2 separate regions of the Mus musculus genome follow, and region 1 is linked to region 2. A link is a loop called in an ENCODE intact Hi-C map of the cell type or tissue named here. Cell type or tissue: heart. All regions are shown on one strand. Each heading gives the region's core, and the rest is flanking DNA. Links, peaks and the distances in the headings are about the cores only. Region 1 holds the start of Ruvbl1 (RuvB-like protein 1). Region 2 holds the start of Sec61a1 (Sec61 alpha 1 subunit (S. cerevisiae)).

Region 1 (9,206 bases), core at 1,579-6,578, 53 kb after region 2:
ACACCAAACTTCTAAACAAACAACCAAGGAAGAAACACGGACAGAGTACTGTACCCAACACAAGCGTTCTTCATGTCTGAGGCAAGCTTGGGCTACAGGAGACCTTGTCTCAAACAAACCACCACCAAACAAGGAGAACAGGACCTTTGCCACAGACAAGCCTATAAAAGACTTCCAGCCAATGCACTTTAGGAAAACAACTGGGCAGAGAGGGAAGGCAGAGAGCAAGACATAAGCTATGACAAGCAGATGGCCCATGGAGTGGACCAGCAGATGCTGTCATTAGAGGCCTCTGGGTTCAGTCTATTCACTAACACAGCTCTTCCCTTTTCAGTAAGACCCTGAAAGATAGCCCTGCAGGTGGCACGTCTTTAATCCTACCTCAGGAAGCAGGGGGTGGAACTCTGTGTTCAGAACCAGTCTGATCTGCGTATTGAGTTCTAGGACAGCCAGGGCCACACACCATCTATTCAACAGTTATGATTTCAAAGTAAGAATTAGTTATTCTCTCACCACTGACTTAAGAACTGTGGGGGGTGAGGTGTGGAAAGAAGGCAAGAGCCTATTTTTAGCACACACAAGCCTGGTGCCCGGTCTCTGCGGCCCCTGTGAGGAACACTAGGTACTCTGGTGACTCTGGTGAGTGTCCCACCGGGTCAGGCATGGTGACTGACACCTACAATCCTGGCACTTGAGGTAGCAGCAGGATGAGCAGCAGTTCAACGGCAGCCTGGCTACACACCAAGTGTGAGGCCAGGCTGGGATACAAGAGAGAGAGACCCTGCCTCAAAAAAAAAAAGTGGGGTGGGGTGGGGTGAGCAAGATGCCTCAGTAGGTAAAGGCACTTGCCACACAAGCATGGAGTCTGATTTCCAGACACCACAACGGAAGGAGAAAAGCAACTCCTGAAAGATGTCCTCTGACCTCTACACATGCACTGTGGTGCATATGTGCAAGTATGTGCACAAGCATGCACAAACACACACACACACACACACACACACACACACACACACACACACACACACACACACAGTGGGTGTCCACTCAAAATCTCCAACACGGTGTCTCCTGCCTAGAAAGTCCTTTCCTTCCCTGTAAGGCCAATCTTCCTACATCTCTTAAAGTGCCCTCCAAGGACTTTACCTCTGCTCTGGAGGTAGGCCAGGGTAATTTTAATTTTAGACCACAGATTTTATATGCTAAATTGTATTAAAACTGCACATTGGTTTTTAAACCATTCATTTAACTATTCCAGCTAGACAGAGACTAGTTAAGACATGAATTCAATGGAGCTTAAACATCAATATCAATGTCTTGGGTAGCTTAAAAAAGAGAAAGAGAAAATGAATGAACACCTTGCCAGTTCCAGGAGGCCCCGCCAACAAGACAGCTCTTCCAGCCATTTTCTTGCTTTTGATTAATTCTACAATGACGCCACATGCCTGCACAAAACAGAAAGAAACAGTCAGTCTTAAATGCATAATGGTGGAACCAGCTCAGGGCTTGGTCCACACAGCTCGCACACTCTTTTGACACGAGACAGCTGTGATACCAGTGCTGTGCTGTGGAGTGGAGCGGTGGAGGTGAGGTAGCAAAGCCACGTGCTCCAGCTCACACCGTATAGTTGCTGCCACGAAGAGAGAAGGGTAATGAGACGCTGAGTGGCTACCGAGGGCTGGGGGTGGGGTGGGGGTGGAGGGGGACTTTCTCATACATTGTATGTAACATTTGAAGCCCTGGGCAGAAGTCTACATTTCAGCCGGGCAGTAGTGACACATGCCTTTAATCCCAGCACTTGGGAGGCAGCAGCAGGCAGATTTCTGAGTTTGAGGCCAGCCTGGTCTACAGAGTAAGTTCTAGGACAGCCAGGGCTATACAGGGAATCCCTGTCTTGAAAAAAAAAGAAAAAGAAAAAGAAATCTACATTTCAGACAAAAATTGCAAACTCAAAATAACCAAAGCATAAGTTTGGTATGTCTAAGCGACAACATGCTGCAGCAGCCAAAGTATAGTGAACAGAATGGAAAAGGGGAGGTTGAGGCAAGCAGGGACCAGCACAGACCTAGTACTTAACAGAGTCTGCAGGGCTGTGCATTCCAGGCCAGTTTGACTACAGCAACATTATCTAAACAAAAAGGGTATGTATGCTATGAATCCACCCAATAAAAGAATTGGCAAGGGCTGGTGAGATGGTTCAGTGGGTGAAAAGCACTTGTAGTGTAAACCTGAGGACCTGAGTTCAATCCCTGGATCCCACAGTGGAAGGAAAGAACCTCTGACCTCTACCAGAGCACCATGGCAGTCACATGACTGCACTGCATTTGCGCACATTTTGTCAAACAGGAAAAGAAACAAAGAAATATCAGCTAAGGAAGCCAGGTGTAATGGCCCACACCTTTAATCTTAGCACTCAGGAGGCAGAGGCAGTCGGATCCCTGTGAACTCAAGGCCAGTCTGGTCTACAGAGTCCCAGGACAGCCAGAGCTACATAGTGAGACTGTCGTGAAAACAAACAAAAATAAATACCGGCTAACATTCAAAGAATAGGAAGGATAAGATATGGAGTACCAGAGGCTGCTGGTGTGGGTGCAGATGCAGGTCTAGAGCAGCCTCTGAAGTCACATACACAGAAATGTCACATGGACAGAAATGAAATAAGAAACAATAGACTCAAAGCTGCCTGGCCAATAGAAAGCATTAAACTGCTACTACCTGCTTGCAAGAAAAGATGCAAGCATGCTAGGGTCAAACATTTCCCTTTTTGGATAGATGATGCTCTTTGCTGCTGGCACTTTCTGTGTGCAAGAGGCTGAGAAAGCAGTCTTCACCACATGTAAAAAAGCAAGTTTTTGTAGACACTGAACCTCTGCAGAGTTCAGAGTGGAGGAGGCTGAAGAAATGGGAAGAATACTGATTTGATGGGGGTTAGGGGGAGGGAGATACCAGCCTCATTACTGCTAAACTGGCAGGTGGTTAAGCGGCCTAACCCACCTTTAACTTCTTCATGTGCAAAACAGAACCGATAGAAAGACCTGGCATGACTTTAGGAAGACTGACCTGGAAAAGCTGGAGTGCTTGGATGGGGAATAGATCAGACAGTCCTCACCGCTCCACTTAACAGATCAGCTCCCAGGCCCAAAGAACCCATATCAACTCTGAAAACGTAGTCAATTCTATACTTAACCGCACAGCCTTCCACTGCGTTTCCGGTGAGGTCTAATTTGCGTGCCGTGACCCGCAAAGGATGCAGCCTTTGCTCGCTAGTGTGATCCTTACTTCTTAGATCTTAGTGGATCCTGGTCCCGCCGCCCACACCTCGCGCACAAGCCCCACGCCCACCTCTCTCGCGTTCTCCTGGCCCACGAGACCCGAAGCCGCCTGCTTGGCTAGGCCGCTCTCGTCCAGCCCCAGACCCTTCACGTGGCTGTGGGAGGCGATGCGCTGCGTCTTCGTGGTGCTCTTCACCTCCTCAATCTTCATTTTGCCGAGTGTCTAGGAACACAACCTGCGTGGAGTGGTAGGAACTACCGCACGCCAGGCGCCTGGGTTACCACGCGGCCGTTACTAGGCCGCTCTCCTGGACCCGCCCCTATCAATATGTCATTGGGGGAGGCGAGAAGGCTTCGCTTTCTATTGGCTAAAAGCTACGCTGGTCACGGCTGCTGAGTTTCGCCCAGTAACTTCCGTCTGTGTCACAGGATAAGTTCCCCCAGGGCAAACATTTCCTGCCCTGGCCACATTTGACTGAGAACTGCTTAAGTACTTAAGCACTATTAATGTGAATGACAGGTTTTTAATTATAAATGCCTCTTTTAATGCCTATTTTTTTTCTTTAGAATAACATATTTGTGCCAGGGTGAGTTAACTTCTTCACTGACAGATGTTAAATCTTTTCCAGGTGCTTGGATGTCCTGAGAGAATCATCAGCAAAGCAGCTGCCCAAACTTCTCCAGTGCTCACCGAATTATTTAGACACCCAGAGAATGCCCCACTGCTCCCATTTTTTTTTTTCCAGAATACACTAGATCCTGAAGGCACTATTCCAGCCAAAACTTTTCAAACACTTCATGCCATAATTCTGGTCATCATATGCCCAATAAGAACCTTAAAGAAACTCGGCGGTGGTGGCGCACGCCTTTAATCCCAGCACTCGGGAGGCAGAGGCAGGCAGATTTCTGAGTTCGAGGCCAGCCTGGTCTACAGAGTGAGTTCCAGGACAGCCAGGGCTATACAGAGAAACCCTGTCTCGGAAAAAAAAAAAAAAAAACAAACAAACAAACAAACAAAAAAAAAAAAAAACCCTTAAAGGAAAAAAAGGAAGGAAGGAAAAGAGAAGATGTGTTTGTGTAGCCTTGCCTGGCCTAAAACTCCAGGGCCCCCACCTGTCTCTGCCTCCTGAGTTGCTGGCATTAAAGGTGCTACCACCATACTCTGACCAGATATTTTCATCAGTCTGGAGTGGGTGCAAGTCTCCAGGTAGGTGAACAAAAGCTGCCTGTGAATGGTGAAACTATGGTCCTTCATTTGAATAATCAACGGCTCTGATATTGGTGCAAATATGGTAGTTTGTTTTCACAATCCACCTTGCCATAGTCCAAATTTAATGCTTCATTTTCAAGAAGGGCTATACTAAGGACGGCAAACACTCTTGCTTACTCTCTCAACATTCTGGCTCTCTAAGCAGGTGTCCCTCACTTTTTTTTTCTCGAGACAGTGTTTCTCTGTATAGCCCTGGGTGTCCTGGAACTCACTCTGTAGACCAGACTGGCCTCAAACTCAGAAATCCACCTGCCTCTGCCTCCTGTGTCCCTCACTTTCCTCACTTTTAAGTCAGCCAGGAGACACCTTCCTGTGCTGTGCAATGTGTAGCTGTGGTGCAACTTTAGGCCCATTGTTTGATTTCTCAGTCTTTCCACCTATATTAATAGTATTGTGGGCTGAGCCGGTAATATGAAGAAGACAAGCCTAGAGACTGTAGCAGTGAAGACTGTGATGAAAGGCAGCTAGAGAGTTCTAGAGTAAAATAAAGACAGAGTAAAAATAGAGAGTTTCTAGACTGGAAGCAGAAATGGCATGTGACTGGCAGCAGAGAAGCCAGAGGCAGGGATTGCTAGACAAGTTCCAAGGAGTGCCAAGTCTTTTTAAATTTTTTAAATTTATTTTTATTTTTATTTTTGGTTTTTCAAGACAGGATTTCTCTGTGTAGCCCTGGCTGTCCTGGAACTCACGCTGTAGACCAGGCTGGCCTCGAACTCAGAAGTCCTCCTGCCTCTGCCTTCCAAGTGCTGGGATTAAAGGCATGTGCCACCACTGCCTGGCAAGTCTTTTTATTTTATTATTTTATTTATCTGTGTGGGTGTTTTTCCTGCAAGTATAAATATACCAGGCAGTGCCTAAGGACATCAGAAGAGGATGTCAGATCCTCTAGAACTGAAGTTACTCATGGTTGTGAGCCACCATATGCGTGTTGGGATTTGAATTTGAGTCCTCTGTAAGAACACCAGTGCTTCTAACTGCAGAGTCATCTCTCCAGCCCAGGGATCTTTAAGTTCTTTTTTAAGATGGATCTGTCTATCTATCTATCTATCTATCTATCTATCTATCTATCTATCTATCTAATGTATATGAGTACATTGTAGCTGTACTGATGTTTGTGATGGTTGTGAGCCACCATGTGGTTGCTGGGATTTGAACTCAGGACCTTCAGAAGAGCAGTCAGTGCTCTAAACCGCTGAGCCATCTCTCCAGCCTGGAGCTTTAAGTTTTAAGGGTCAACATTTATTACACCAGACACTGTAAGAGTTGAGGGTCCCAACACTTGACCTACTTAGAAACTGTAAAGCTAGCAGGCATCACTTCCTGCTAGAAGCTGTGTATAACAACAGTTGCTATGTACAGGGGCCACAGGTAATTTAAACCAAGAGTGATGAGCTGCCAACCTGAGTACCCAGAGCTGGAAGCCTCTGGCTTCTACAGCCTGGAGCAACAGGCCCCTGGCTCTCAGAACTGAAGGTGTAAGCCTCTTGGTCTGCCAGTCTGGCCCATGGGCTGTGGCTCTCAAGAGTTTGAGACTACCAGCATTGAAGAACTTTGCACCTACCCAGGATTTCTATCTGGGCAGAGTAGAAGGACTCGGCCATCTTATTGGTTGTGGTGAGGTCACCTCCTAACACCATAAAACAAAAATCTACAGGCTAGAGAAATCCAAGGACTGGCCCAAGCAAGAATACACAACACATCATCAGAACTGGAACTTCAGGCTTGAAATCCTGTGTCATATTCATCTAATCCCACACCTCAGGGGAGACAATAAGCCAGAAAGTATGTTCTGATGGGTTCCATAGTGATATATTGTTTACCCGCACAACTGTACCTCCATCCATTCAATAAGCAGTTGTTAGCAACAGTGTGACCAGACACTATAGTGCACTCAGAAACAGGTAGGAAATAGCTTTGATGAGTGTGGTGGTTTGAATAGGAATGCCCCCCATAGACTCTTACATTTGAAAGCTTGATCTATAGGGAGTGGCATTACTAGGAGGCCTTGTTGGAGTCGGTATGGCTTTGCTGGAGGAAGAACACCACTGTGGGGTGAGCTTTTGAAGTCTCAGAAGCTTGTCGGTGCTCTGCCTCCTGCCTGCCCATCAACATGTAGCGCTCTGAGCTACCTCTCCAGCACCATCTCGGCCTGCATGCCACCATGTTGTTTGCCATGATAATAATAGACTAAACCTTTGAACTGTAAGCCAGCCTATGGTGGTTTGAATATGCTTGGACCAGAGAGGGGCACTATTAGGAAATGTGGCCTTGTTGGAGGAAGTGTGTAAATGTGGGTGTGAGCTTTGAGACCCTCTTCCTAGCTGCCTGGAAGCCAGTCTTCTATTTGCCTTTGGAACAAGATATAGAACTCTCAGCTCCTCCCATGCTATGCCTGCCTGGATACTGCATGCTTCCTGCCTTAATAATGGACTGAACCTGTAAGCTAGCTACAATGAAAAGTTCTCCTTTATAAGAGTTGCCTTGGAGCAGGGCATGGTGGTGCACGCCTTTAATCCCAGCACTTGGGAGGCAGAAGCAAGCAGATTTCTGAGTTTGAAGCCAGCCTGGTCTACAGAGTGAGCTCCAGGACAGCCAGGGCTACACAGAGAAACCCTGTCTCAAACAAACAAACAAACAAACAAAAACAAAAAAAAAAAAACAAAAAAAAAAACAAAAGCATTGCCTTGGTCGTGGTGTCTCTTCACGGCAATGGAAACCCTAAGTAAAACACAGCCCCAATTAAACATTTTCCTTCATAAGAGTTGCTGTGGTCATGATGTGTCTTCCCAGCAGTAAAACCCTAACTAAGACAATGAGCTGACAAGGAGTTGGAGAACATTCAACAAATGTGTAAGAACAAATCCCCTGGTGGTATGCAAGCCCAGAGTGGGCACCTGGAGCAGCCTCAGAGCCTGGGAAGGAAGGCATCAGGGAGGAGATGGTGCCTGTGTGCAAACCTGACTGATGGCTGTGACTCTTTCAGAAGCAAACCATCTTACAGCAAGTAAAGTGAGGTTGAGGACGGTAGGCCTTGCCCAGAGTGTGTGGACAGGGAGACCCAGAGATGGCTCAACTGCTAAGATATCTGGCTACTCTTGCAGAGAACTTAAGTTCAGATCCCAGCACCCATGTGAAGCAGCTTGTAGTTGCCTGTAGCTCCAGCTCCAAGGATCCAATACTGTCTTGGCTAGTTTATTGGCAACTTGACACAAGTTAAGAGCTACTTGGGGCCAGGTGTGGTGGTACATGCCTTTAATCTCAGCATTCTGGAGGCAGAGGCAGGCAGATTTCTGAGTTCGAGACCAGCCTGGTCTACAAAGTGAGTTCCAGGACAGCCAGAGCTATACAGAGAAACCCTGTCTTGAAAAAAACCCAAATAATAATAATAATAATAATAATAATAATAATAATAATAATAATAGCTACTTGGGAAGAGAAAAGCCTCTGTAAGATTTATCTGTAGGCAAGTCTGTAGTGTATTTTCTTAGTGATTGGTATGGGAGGGCCCAGCCTACTGTGTTTGGGGGGGACAGGGTGCTGCCTCCTTGGCAGGTGGTCCTGGGATGTGTATGAAAGCAGGCCAGACAAGCCATGGAGAGCAAGAGAGCAAGCAGCTTCATCTATGGTCTGCGTCAGTTCCTGCCTCTAAGTTTCTGTACTACTTGAGTTTCTGCCCTGACTTCCTTCAGTGGTGGACTGTGATGTGCAATCTATAAGCTGAAATAAATCCTTTCCTCCCCTAGTTGTTTTTATCATGGTGGGTTTTGTTTGTTTGTTTGTTTGTTCTTTATGCTTCGGTGTAAAGGTGTCAGATCCCCTGGAACTAGAGTTACAGACGGTTGTAAGCTGCCATGTGGGTGCTGGGAATTGAACCCAGGTCCTTTGGAAGAGCAGCCAGTGCTTTTAACTGCTGAGCCATCTCTCTATCACAGCAATAGAAACCCTAACTAGGCCAATGTACTGGCTAGTTTTGTGTCAACTTGACACAGCTGGATTTATCACAGAGAAAGGAGCTTCAATTGAGGAAATGCCTCCATGAGATACAACTGTAAGGCATTTTCTCAATTAGTGATCAAGGGGGAAAGGCCCCTTGTGGGTGGAACCATCTCTGGGCTGGTAGTCTTGGTTCTATAAGAGAGTAGGCTGAGCAAGCCAGGGGAAGCAAGCCAGTAAAGAACATCCCTCCATGGCCTCTGCATCAGCTCCTGCTTCCTGACCTGCTTGAGTTCCAGTCCTGACTTCCTTGGTGATAAACAGCAGTATGAAATAAACCCTTTCCTCCCCAACTTGCTTCTTGGTCATGATGTTTGTCCAGGAATAGAAACCCTGACTAAGACAGCCAAATACCCTCTACTGACCTCTGCACTTTTCAGGTACCAGGAACAAATGTGGTACACATACATACATGCAGGCAAACCACTCATACACATAAAATTAAATAAATATAAGAGGAAAATTAGTTGTGTGTGTATTTGTGTTTACCTGCTTATCCAAAGGCCCACTACATGTGTGCATGTGCCATTGGAGGCCAGAGAGGGCATTGGAACCCCTGGACTTGCAGTGGGCACCAAACCTAGGTTCTCTGCAAGAACAGCAAGTGCTCTTAGCCACAGAGCCATCTCTCTAGCCTAGATCTTAGTACATTTTCAAATAGTGAAGTCAAA
Region 2 (9,064 bases), core at 4,065-9,064:
CACGGAGTGGCACTGTTAGAAACACTGTTGCAGTAGGTGTGGCCTTGTTAGAGTAAGTGTGTCATTGTGGGTATGGGCTCTAATACCCTAGTCCTAGCTGCCTAGAAGTGAGCATTCTGCTAGTATTCAGATGAAGATGTAGAACTCTCAGCTCCAGCTGAACCATGCCTGCCTGGATGCTGCCATGTTCCTCCCTTGATGATAATGGACTGAATCTCTGAATCTGTAAGCCAGCCCCAATTAAATGTTGTCCTTATAAGAGTTGCCTTGGTAATGGTGTCTGTTCATAGCAGTAAAATCCTAAGGCACTGCTGGACATGAAGTAAACCTGTCTTCCTTTTTTCTTTTTTTCTTCTTCTTCGTCTTCTTCTTCTTTTTTTGTTTTTTTTTGTTTTTTGTTTTGTTTTTTTTTTGTTGTTGTTGTTGTTTTTCAAGGCAGGGGTTCTCTGTGTAGTCCTGGCTGTCCTGAAACTCACCTTGTAGACCAGGCTGGCCTCGAACTCAGAAATCCGCCTGCCTCTGCCTCCCAAGTGCTGGGATTACAGGCGTGTGCCACCACACCCGGCTGTCCGTCTTCCTATTTGTCAATTGCTTGCAAAGTGGGGTGTACTACCAGGACCTCTGAAGCAGGGTGGGGAAGGCCAGAAGCAGAACACTGGGTCTGTAAGACCTTGGAGGATGGCAGTACCTCCATGCTGCGCCAAATCTGGGCTGGAAGTCAAACTCACTATAGCAGTTAAACAAAGATGCCTCCCACACCTCTCACAATTGAGTGACTGACCCTCCCTAGCAAGGAAAAGGAGGGAGCCATCTGGGTGGGGACAGCAGATTTAAAATAAATTAAAACACAGCTAGGATACCAAACTGAATTTGAAATTTAAACAAGGAACAGATAATGTGTTTGGTATGAGGCTATCTCAAATGTTACACTTATTCTAAGACATTATTATTCTCTGCTTTTCCAAAGGGCAAATGCAACAGGGTATTCCACATACCGTCTGCAGGTAGCCTTGTATCTGGAGGAAAAAAAAAAAAAAAAAAAAAAACCAGGGCAGTCTGATGGGGCATTCAGGACCCTTGGGCGACACTATGAAGAGTCTAAGGGTAGAAAGGGAACTCGGGTCTTTTTCCAACTCAGCTCCCAGATGACTGTCAACCTGCACGCCACCTACCCAGGCTCCACTGAAGATTGCACAAAGAGCCAATGGTCAGAATGGATCCAGATCCCTCAGCTGCAGAAAAACTCTATAGTGGATGACAGTCTCAAATGCTATGGGATAGTCACTCCAACTCACATCCTCCACAGCCACTGGACCCACACCCCACTGAGAAAGTTTCTCTCCCAAACACCACCCTTAGACACTGCTGGGGAAAGTGACTCACAAAAGCAATGGGGCTCCCAAGAAATGGAGCGTGCAATGTCCCGTGAAAGTGAAGAGGCATCCTTAATGATGAAAACCCAGGCTAAGAGGTGGCCTGCAGACCTAAAGAGCCAGTCCAGACAGGAGCTGGAGAAGCAAGAGAAAATCTAGAAGACACAGGGACAAGACCCCTTAGACTTTTCACTACATTGGGAGGGATGGTAGAGACTGCCAAGAACAGAGAGGTAACCTAGTCAACAGTACTTACAAAGCCCAACAGGTGAAAACATGAGTTAATACTCAAAGAGGAAAGATCCAGAGTCACTAGTAGCCTTGCCACTGTAAAAAAATACCCAAGGTCAAGAGCTTATAAAAAGAACGGGTTTAGGCTAGGCAGTGGTGGCACATGCTTTTAGTTCCAGCATTTGGGAGGCAGAGGCAGGTGGATTTCTGAGTTCGAGGCCAGCCTGGTCTACAGAGTGAGTTCCAGGAAGCCAGGAATACACAGAGAAACACTGTCTCAAAAAAAAGATGAAGACAAAGAAGAAGAAGAAAACGAAGAGGAGGAAGAGAAGGAGGAGGACGAAGAAGAAGAGGAAGAGGAGGAAGAGGAAGAGGAAGAGGAAGAAGGAAAGAAGTTGTTTAGTTTGGCTTATGGTCCATGCTACAGGTTCTTTAGGCTAGTCGGCAGAACAAAATCCACTTATCTCATACCCAGGAGACGAGAAACAAAGAAGGCACAAGGATCCCACAACTTCCTTCAAGGGCTTCCTCCCCCCCCCCCCCCAAAGACCTACTAGGCTCCACCTCTTAAAGGTGTCACTGCTTCCCAGTACTGTCAACCTGGTGAGCAAGACTCCTATTGAGAACAGCTACAGTAGCTCTGACAGAACAGCATGACAGGCAAGCGCAGGGTGACACTGTGCAGTGTCATGAGCCATTGGAGGCTGAGTGGACTTCAGCAGATCTAACTGCCCACTATCAGCTCAAAGAGCCAGGGAGGAGAGCAGGTTGTAGATTTATCTGTAGAGGAAATTTGCCCAGGCACAGGCTCGGTAGGCAGAGATGCAAGGACTTTAGTTTTAATTTATTGGATCAGGAAGCCATGAAGCTGCTGATGGAAAAGGAAAGCCTGGAGTTCCCACTGCTGTCTTGAGAGTGGATGGAGATGTTCATGTGAGGTTTGTTGCTGTTTGAGACAGGCTCTCACTGGTTAGCACTGGCTGACCTGGACTTCACTACATAGACCAGACTGGCCTTAAACTGAGATCCTCCTGTCCCTGCCTCCTGGGTGCTGGGACTAAAAGCATGCACCACCACATCTGGCTTTGAGCTTTTGTTTTTAATTATTTGCCTGTGCATGTGCCCACACAGGCTAAAAGGATGTCATATCTCCTAGAGCTGGAATTAGAGGCAGTTGTGAACTGTCTTATGTTGGTGCTGGGAACCTAACCAAGGTCCTCTATAAAAGCAGTAAGTGCTCTGAACCACAGAACCATCTCTCCAGCCCACCAGTAGGTAATTTTAACAAAGTAATCGTGCTCCATGAGTTGGCTCAGGTTACATCAGCCAAAGAAGCAGATGGCATAAGGAAACTGGTCCCAACTTAGTGGTGTGAGGGAGGCTAGGTGTAGGTGGTAACATCTGTGCCAAGCTTCAGGAGCTGAGCGGGACACGCGTGTTCCAAGACAAGGCTGGGAGGTGATGAAGCAAAGTGGAGAGGAGACCCAGCGGCAGGATGAGGTCCGAGGGGATCAGGGCTTTGGGTGTGCACATGTGGGGGTCCGAGGACAACTCTGTGATGTGGGGGGTCAGGGCTTTGGGTGTGCACTCGTGGAGGTCTGAAGACAGCCCTGTGATGTGGAGTCAGGGCTTCAGGTGTGCACACGTGGAGGTCCAAGGAAAACTCTGTGGAGCTGGATGTGGGGATCAGGGCTTTGGGTGTGCACATGTGGAGGTCCGAGGACAACTCTGTGATGTGGGGATCAGGGCTTTGGGTGTGCACTCGTGGAGGTCTGAAGACAGCCCTGTGATGTGGAGTCAGGGCTTCAGGTGTGCACACGTGGAGGTCCAAGGAAAACTCTGTGGAGCTGGATGTGGGGATCAGGGCTTTGGGTGTGCACACGTCGGGGTCCGAGGACAACTCTGTGATGTGGGGATCAGGGCTTCGGGTGTGCACACGTGGGGGTCTGAGGGGATCAGGGCTTCGGGTGTGCACACGTGGGGCTCTGAGGGGATCAGGGCTTCGGGTGTGCACACGTGGGGCTCTGAGGGGATCAGGGCTTCGGGTGTGCACACGTGGGGGTCTGAGGGGATCAGGGCTTCGGGTGTGCACACGTGGGGGTCCGAGGACAGCTCTTTGGAGCTGGTTTTCTTTCTCCTCCTCCCCTTGTGTGGGTTCCAGGATTGAATTCAGACATCAGGCTGTATGGGGACACTTCAGGTCTGCCTGGGGACAGCTCACTGGCCCTGGCCTGTCTTTTCCTTCCCATAGTAACATATTGGGAACTCTTTCTTGTTTACAGGTTTTGTTTGGAGACAGTGTCTTATAGCCCAGGCTGTCCTTCAACTACTGACCCTCTTCCCTCACCCTGGGACTACAGGCCTAAGTCACCAGGTCAGACTTAGGGAGTCTTTGTTCGTGAAATATTTGATGTATGAAACTTATGTTCTTAGATTTTCTCCTCATTGATGATTAAAACGTCACTCGACCCACAAGCTTTAATAGTATGTTGAAGAGACATACAAACGTGTAGCAATGTAATCTTTGTGGTAGGTGTTATGTTTGGGAGCACTGAGCCTGGGACCTCACACATCAGACAAGGAGTTTGCCGACACGCGAGTTAGTCTCAGCTCTACTCTCACTTTTCTTCTTTTTAAATCTTATGTGCATTGGTGTTCTGCCTCTGTGTATAACTGTGTGAGGTGTCAGATCACCTGGAACTGAAGTTACCGATGGGGATTGGGGGGATGGAGGTGTGGGGCCTGGAGAGATGGCTCAGCAGGTAAGAGCGCTGACTGCTCTTCCAAAGGTCCAACAACCACATGGTGGCTCACAACCATCCATAATGAGATCTGATGCCCATACTCATTATATATATTAAGTAAATAAACCTTTAAAAAAGAAAAGAAGAAATTACAGACGGCTGTGAGCTGTGCTGAGTGTGTGTGCTGGGACTTGAACCTGGGTCGTCCTAACTGCTGAGCCACCTCTCTGGCCACCTACTTTCACTTTTCAACAAAACTTTTGTACTCAACTTTTTATAGCCTATGCCAACATAAGATGCTCCAATTTTTATTCCAGAACTTCGTTTTGTAAAATACAGATTTTGTGAGTATCAAACCAAGTGGAGGTCTGGAATCCATTACTATTTTAACTTCTTCATTGTCCTGAAGACTAAGACAATTCATGTTTATTGCATTTTAAAATACCATTGTCAGGGGTTCAGAGAGATGGCTCAGCGGTTAAGATCGCTTGCTTTTCTTCCAGAGGACCTGAGTTCAGTTCTCAATACCCATGACAGGTGGCTCCCTCTTCTACCTTCAAAGGGCACCTGTTATCATACTTACGTGAGCACAGAAACAATAAAAATAAATCTCAAAGAAATACTTAATCAAAACTTCATTTAGATTTTATTGTCTCTTTAGGCATCTGTCTCTAATATTTAATAATTAAATCTTTAAAATGTGTACATGCAAAAACACTGCACCTCTGTTTCAAAAACCTCACATTGTGGCCTGCTGTGGTGGCACATGCACGGCTAGTCCCAGCACTCAGAGCAGTCAGGTGGGATCTCTGTGAATCTGAAGCCAGCCTAGTCTACATAGTGGTATCGAGGGCTACCTAGAGACCTAGCTTAAAGAATCGAAAACAAAAACCTCACATTGTGCTAAGTATATTGACTTAGTGCTTTCCCCTAAACCCATCTATATTTGTGTACGCACATGCAACTTAATGCCAAATTAAATATAAATGTCCTATCAATGACATGGGGCTGGCTGTCTAGAATGTTTCTAAGGACGTGGCCACAGCAAACCTCTCCGTTGAAGTCAGGACTTGGCTGCATGAAACTCAGCACTCAGGGTGCACAGCAAGAAGTCGATTTCAGACAGCACACAGCACTGAGATCAGAGATCCCACTAAAGAGTAAGTTTCATGTTGCCCCACCTTGCCCAGTCCCCTTCGCACACCCTTTCCTCCAGCCCAGATGTATTCTTTTCCCTGAAGATATGGGGCTGCAAGGCTTGGCTCGGTTTCTTCATCTCTCCTAACTCTCCAGTTCCAAAGGCCTTCTTGGAATGCGCTGCGCCAAAGCCCACCCAGAGCCGCCAGACCCGGCCTTTGCCGAACGTCCTCAAATGCATGAGCTCAGACATCCTTGGAGGCAGCCTACAGCACCCAGGAGGGTATTGTAGGGTAGGGTAAGCCATGCAGGGTAGGATTCAGCACACTGCTGCTCTGTCGTGCGTGACGAGCAGCAGCTGAGGCCTACTGGGTCGCGACATGCTATCACTGGTACTGAGGGCCACCGACACGGAAAGCCGAATCGCCTGCTTCGTAGGGCCAACACCACCACGAAGCGTCCACTAGTAACAAGGGCTGATTTGGCCCTCACTTCCGGGAGAGTCTGCGCAGCTGCACACGCCCAGTTCCGGTGTGGCCCGACAGTCGTCTTCCCGACAGCCTCTCTGCTCCTGCTGCATGCCGGGAGTTGTGGTCTTGGCGCAGGCGGCGCGGCGGGCGCGCGTGGCAGGAAGCGGAAGCGGCCGGTGGCCCATCCCCGGCCCCGCCTCGCCGCGCCGCTCGCCGCCGGGCTATCACTGACGTGTCTCTCGGTCGAGGAAGCGCGCTCCGGAGCTAGCAGCGCCTCCTCACTCGAAGTGGAGCGCAGTCGGGGCCGGGCGTGTAGTCGGATCAGCCGCCGCCATGGCGAGTGAGTTTCCTGGGGGCCACCCCGGCGCAGCCAGGATGCGTCGCCTTTCCCCGTTTGGGCGCTCGCCCGCCGTGCTTCCCGATCCTGGCGGAACGCGGCCTGCCTGGGGGACTCGTTCCCGCGCCCCTAGACCGAGCCTTCTGGGTCCCCGCACGCCCACGCCCGGCTCTCATCGTGCCGGGCTCCCTCAGGTGCCCTCAAGTTACTCCGTACCTAACTCCTTCTCTTTCTGTTTCTTCCATCAAAGTCAAATTTCTGGAAGTCATCAAGCCATTCTGTGTCATCTTGCCGGAAATTCAGAAGCCAGAGAGAAAGGTAAGTCCCCAGATGGTGGTCAAAGAAGACTTGCAAAATTGGGCGCTGGGAGTTTACAGTACAATTAAAAATGGCCTCAGCACACCGAGTGAAAACTGCCCCTCTGGAGTGTAGCTGTGTGTGCTGGGATACTCACGGGAGCCGTTGAAAGGTGACCCGGTTGTGTGGGAATTCTCCCAACACCTTGTCTCGTTAGGAGCATCTTTAGTGGATAGTGGTTAACAAAGCCTCAGGTTTGCCTAGTCCGAAAGTGGGTCTGAGCAGTGATTGATTAAGACCTCAGTTAGGATCCCAGATTGAGTTACCCTCCGTTCTTCACCTCCAGCAGGAGCAGATGATGGGGTGTTTGTTTCGTGTGGGAGGTGACTTCGGTATCTGGTTTCCAAAGGAAAAATCGAGTCGTGTAATCGATATGAACGTGTTTGTGGTTTTTATTTGAATGTATGCTGCCCCAGCATCGAGTTTACATGCACTAGTGAAGTCTGCTGCCATTGACAGCAGGTGCTCTAAAACAAGGAAGGAGAGAACTGTAGCACCTTAATGCTTAATGTGAATCTTAATCAGAATTTCTGTGGCAGGCAGCTTCGGCCCAAGAATAAATGTTCCTAGTGTGAGAGTGCCCGGTGAAGGAAAGTCCAGGCCCATGGGCTCAGAAAACAGTAAATCTACTTTGTGTTCCTGGTTTGGTTTTTGGTGTTTTTTTTGGTTTTGGTTTTGGGGTTTTTTTTGTTTTGTTTTGTTTTTTTTGGTATTTTGGGTTTTTTTTTTTTTTTCAGACTGTCATATATTCACATCTGGCATTTGTAGTTGGCATTCACATGGATACTTTGTGCTTCTAATTTAGTTTTTACTTTCCATAGTTCTATGCAAATGCCTTGCAGTACCCTTGCTGCCTTTGCCAGGATGATGTTCAGAACTTTATCTGTTCCACCTCAGTGCAGAGATTCTGGCTCGAGGGCCAAGAAACCCAAGTCCCACGCTTTACATTCTTTCTTCATAGACCTGTGACCTTGGCCTGGCAGAACAAGGGAGATGGGAAATATATAATATAGTGCCTGTGGATGGTAGGTAGGTTGTAAATGTAAAGGTTCCGGTGAGTCAGGTGGGCAGATAAGTGGCCTTGGCAGTAGGGGAGGGGCCTGGAGTGTGACTTGGGAGCCGTGCAGGAAAGGGGGCAAATCATGGTACTGAATGAGTGTGAGTTTGCAGCTGCTTCAGAGGCAGATGATTTAGGACTTAGATGAAAAGCTTTGGATGTTTTGCTTTTAAATTGACCAGGAGACGAGGCTTGCTCATTTAAAGTAGTCTTGAAAAATGTGTATCCTTTTTGTTTTCTAACAGTTTCATTACCTGGGCTGGGAAAGTGGCTAGCGGCAGGCATGAGGCCCTGTGTCTGGTGTCCATCATCAGCACAGTAGATAGTCCGTGTACACATTCACTCCACTGCTTGCCTCTGATTCCTGTGGAATGGTGTTGCTTCCCCCTCGTTAGGTGCTGAGTTCTTGTGTGATAAGATGGCACGTTGGAAAGGCTGTGTTCTTGAGAGAAAGAGGAGGAATGTGAGCTCCCCAGCTGCCTCTGCAGGGTCTGAACTTCAAATTCACACCACCCATGGGGTCCAATTCTGTGTCTTTCCAGGAGTGACTAGACCCAGAGGACTTCAGGTTCTGACCTGACAGTTTGCACGAGCCAGTGCTTGTTGGAGCCCACCCGCCTGCTTCCCCGTCTGTCCTTCCTTCCTTCTTTCCTTCCTTCCTTGGTTTCTTTCTTTCTCTCTCTCTCTCTCTCTCTCTCTCTCTCTTTCTTTCTTTCTTTCTTCCTTTCTTGGTTTCTTTCTCTTTCTTTCTTTCTTTCTTTCTTTCTTTCTTTCTTTCTTTCTTTTTTTTTCTTTTTGGCTTTACATTCACTTAACATCGTAGGTCTTTAGCTGTCTGTCAGACCTGTCTCAGCCTGTGTGGTGTTGGGTCAGGCACTCCTAAGGTGCTCTCCCTACCTAGTGACAGAGCTCTCTTGCACAGGAGGAGCCCAGAGGTTTCTGATCAGGCTAGAGAGTAAAGTGATTTGTGTTGACTGTTTAACTTGCTCGGTTTGTTACCTTTCTGATTGTTGTGACAGCTTTCCTGACAAAAGAAATGGAAGGAAGGAAGGCTTGTGTTTGGGCCCACTGTTTGCGACAGCGAGGACGTGAGGCGCGTTGGTCAGACTGCACTCCCTGTCAGGAAGCAGGGACACGAGCACTGGTGCTCAGGTCACTCTCCTTTTCATTCAGCTCTGGATCCCAGCGGGTGGCTTGCTGCCTCCCACATTTAAGCTGGGTCTTCCCACTTTCATTAACTCAGTCCAGAAACTCCACCACAGTCAGACCTGAGCTGTTTACTTCCCTGGTGATTCTGAATCCTATGAAGTTGACAGTCAAGGTTCACCATCAGACCTATACCTGGGAAGGGATGACGG

Evidence for each region. Peaks named below come from ENCODE experiments on the same cell type or tissue, not always from the same donor. Only the 100,000 strongest peaks of a DNase experiment are listed, where the experiment ranks them.
Region 1: a loop joins it to region 2, with 2.2 times the contacts of the local background. A loop is called at or near these places in 6 of 42 quality-filtered maps.

The regions. Positions count from the first base shown.
Region 1 is chr6:88,459,805-88,469,010 of GRCm38, reverse strand. It overlaps Ruvbl1 (RuvB-like protein 1), which reads right to left and starts at 3,602. Exons shown (of 11, transcript NM_019685.3): 1 at 3,343-3,602; 2 at 1,359-1,445. The coding sequence starts at 3,483. In heart, for the core only: no CTCF peak of the experiment used is centred there; a DNase peak (open chromatin) is centred at 3,620; H3K4me3 peaks cover 1,843 bases; H3K27ac peaks cover 1,217 bases.
Region 2 is chr6:88,515,917-88,524,980 of GRCm38, reverse strand. It overlaps Sec61a1 (Sec61 alpha 1 subunit (S. cerevisiae)), which reads left to right and starts at 6,181. Exons shown (of 12, transcript NM_016906.4): 1 at 6,181-6,295; 2 at 6,543-6,610. The coding sequence starts at 6,289. In heart, for the core only: a CTCF peak has its summit at 5,945; a DNase peak (open chromatin) is centred at 6,070; H3K4me3 peaks cover 3,615 bases; H3K27ac peaks cover 2,885 bases.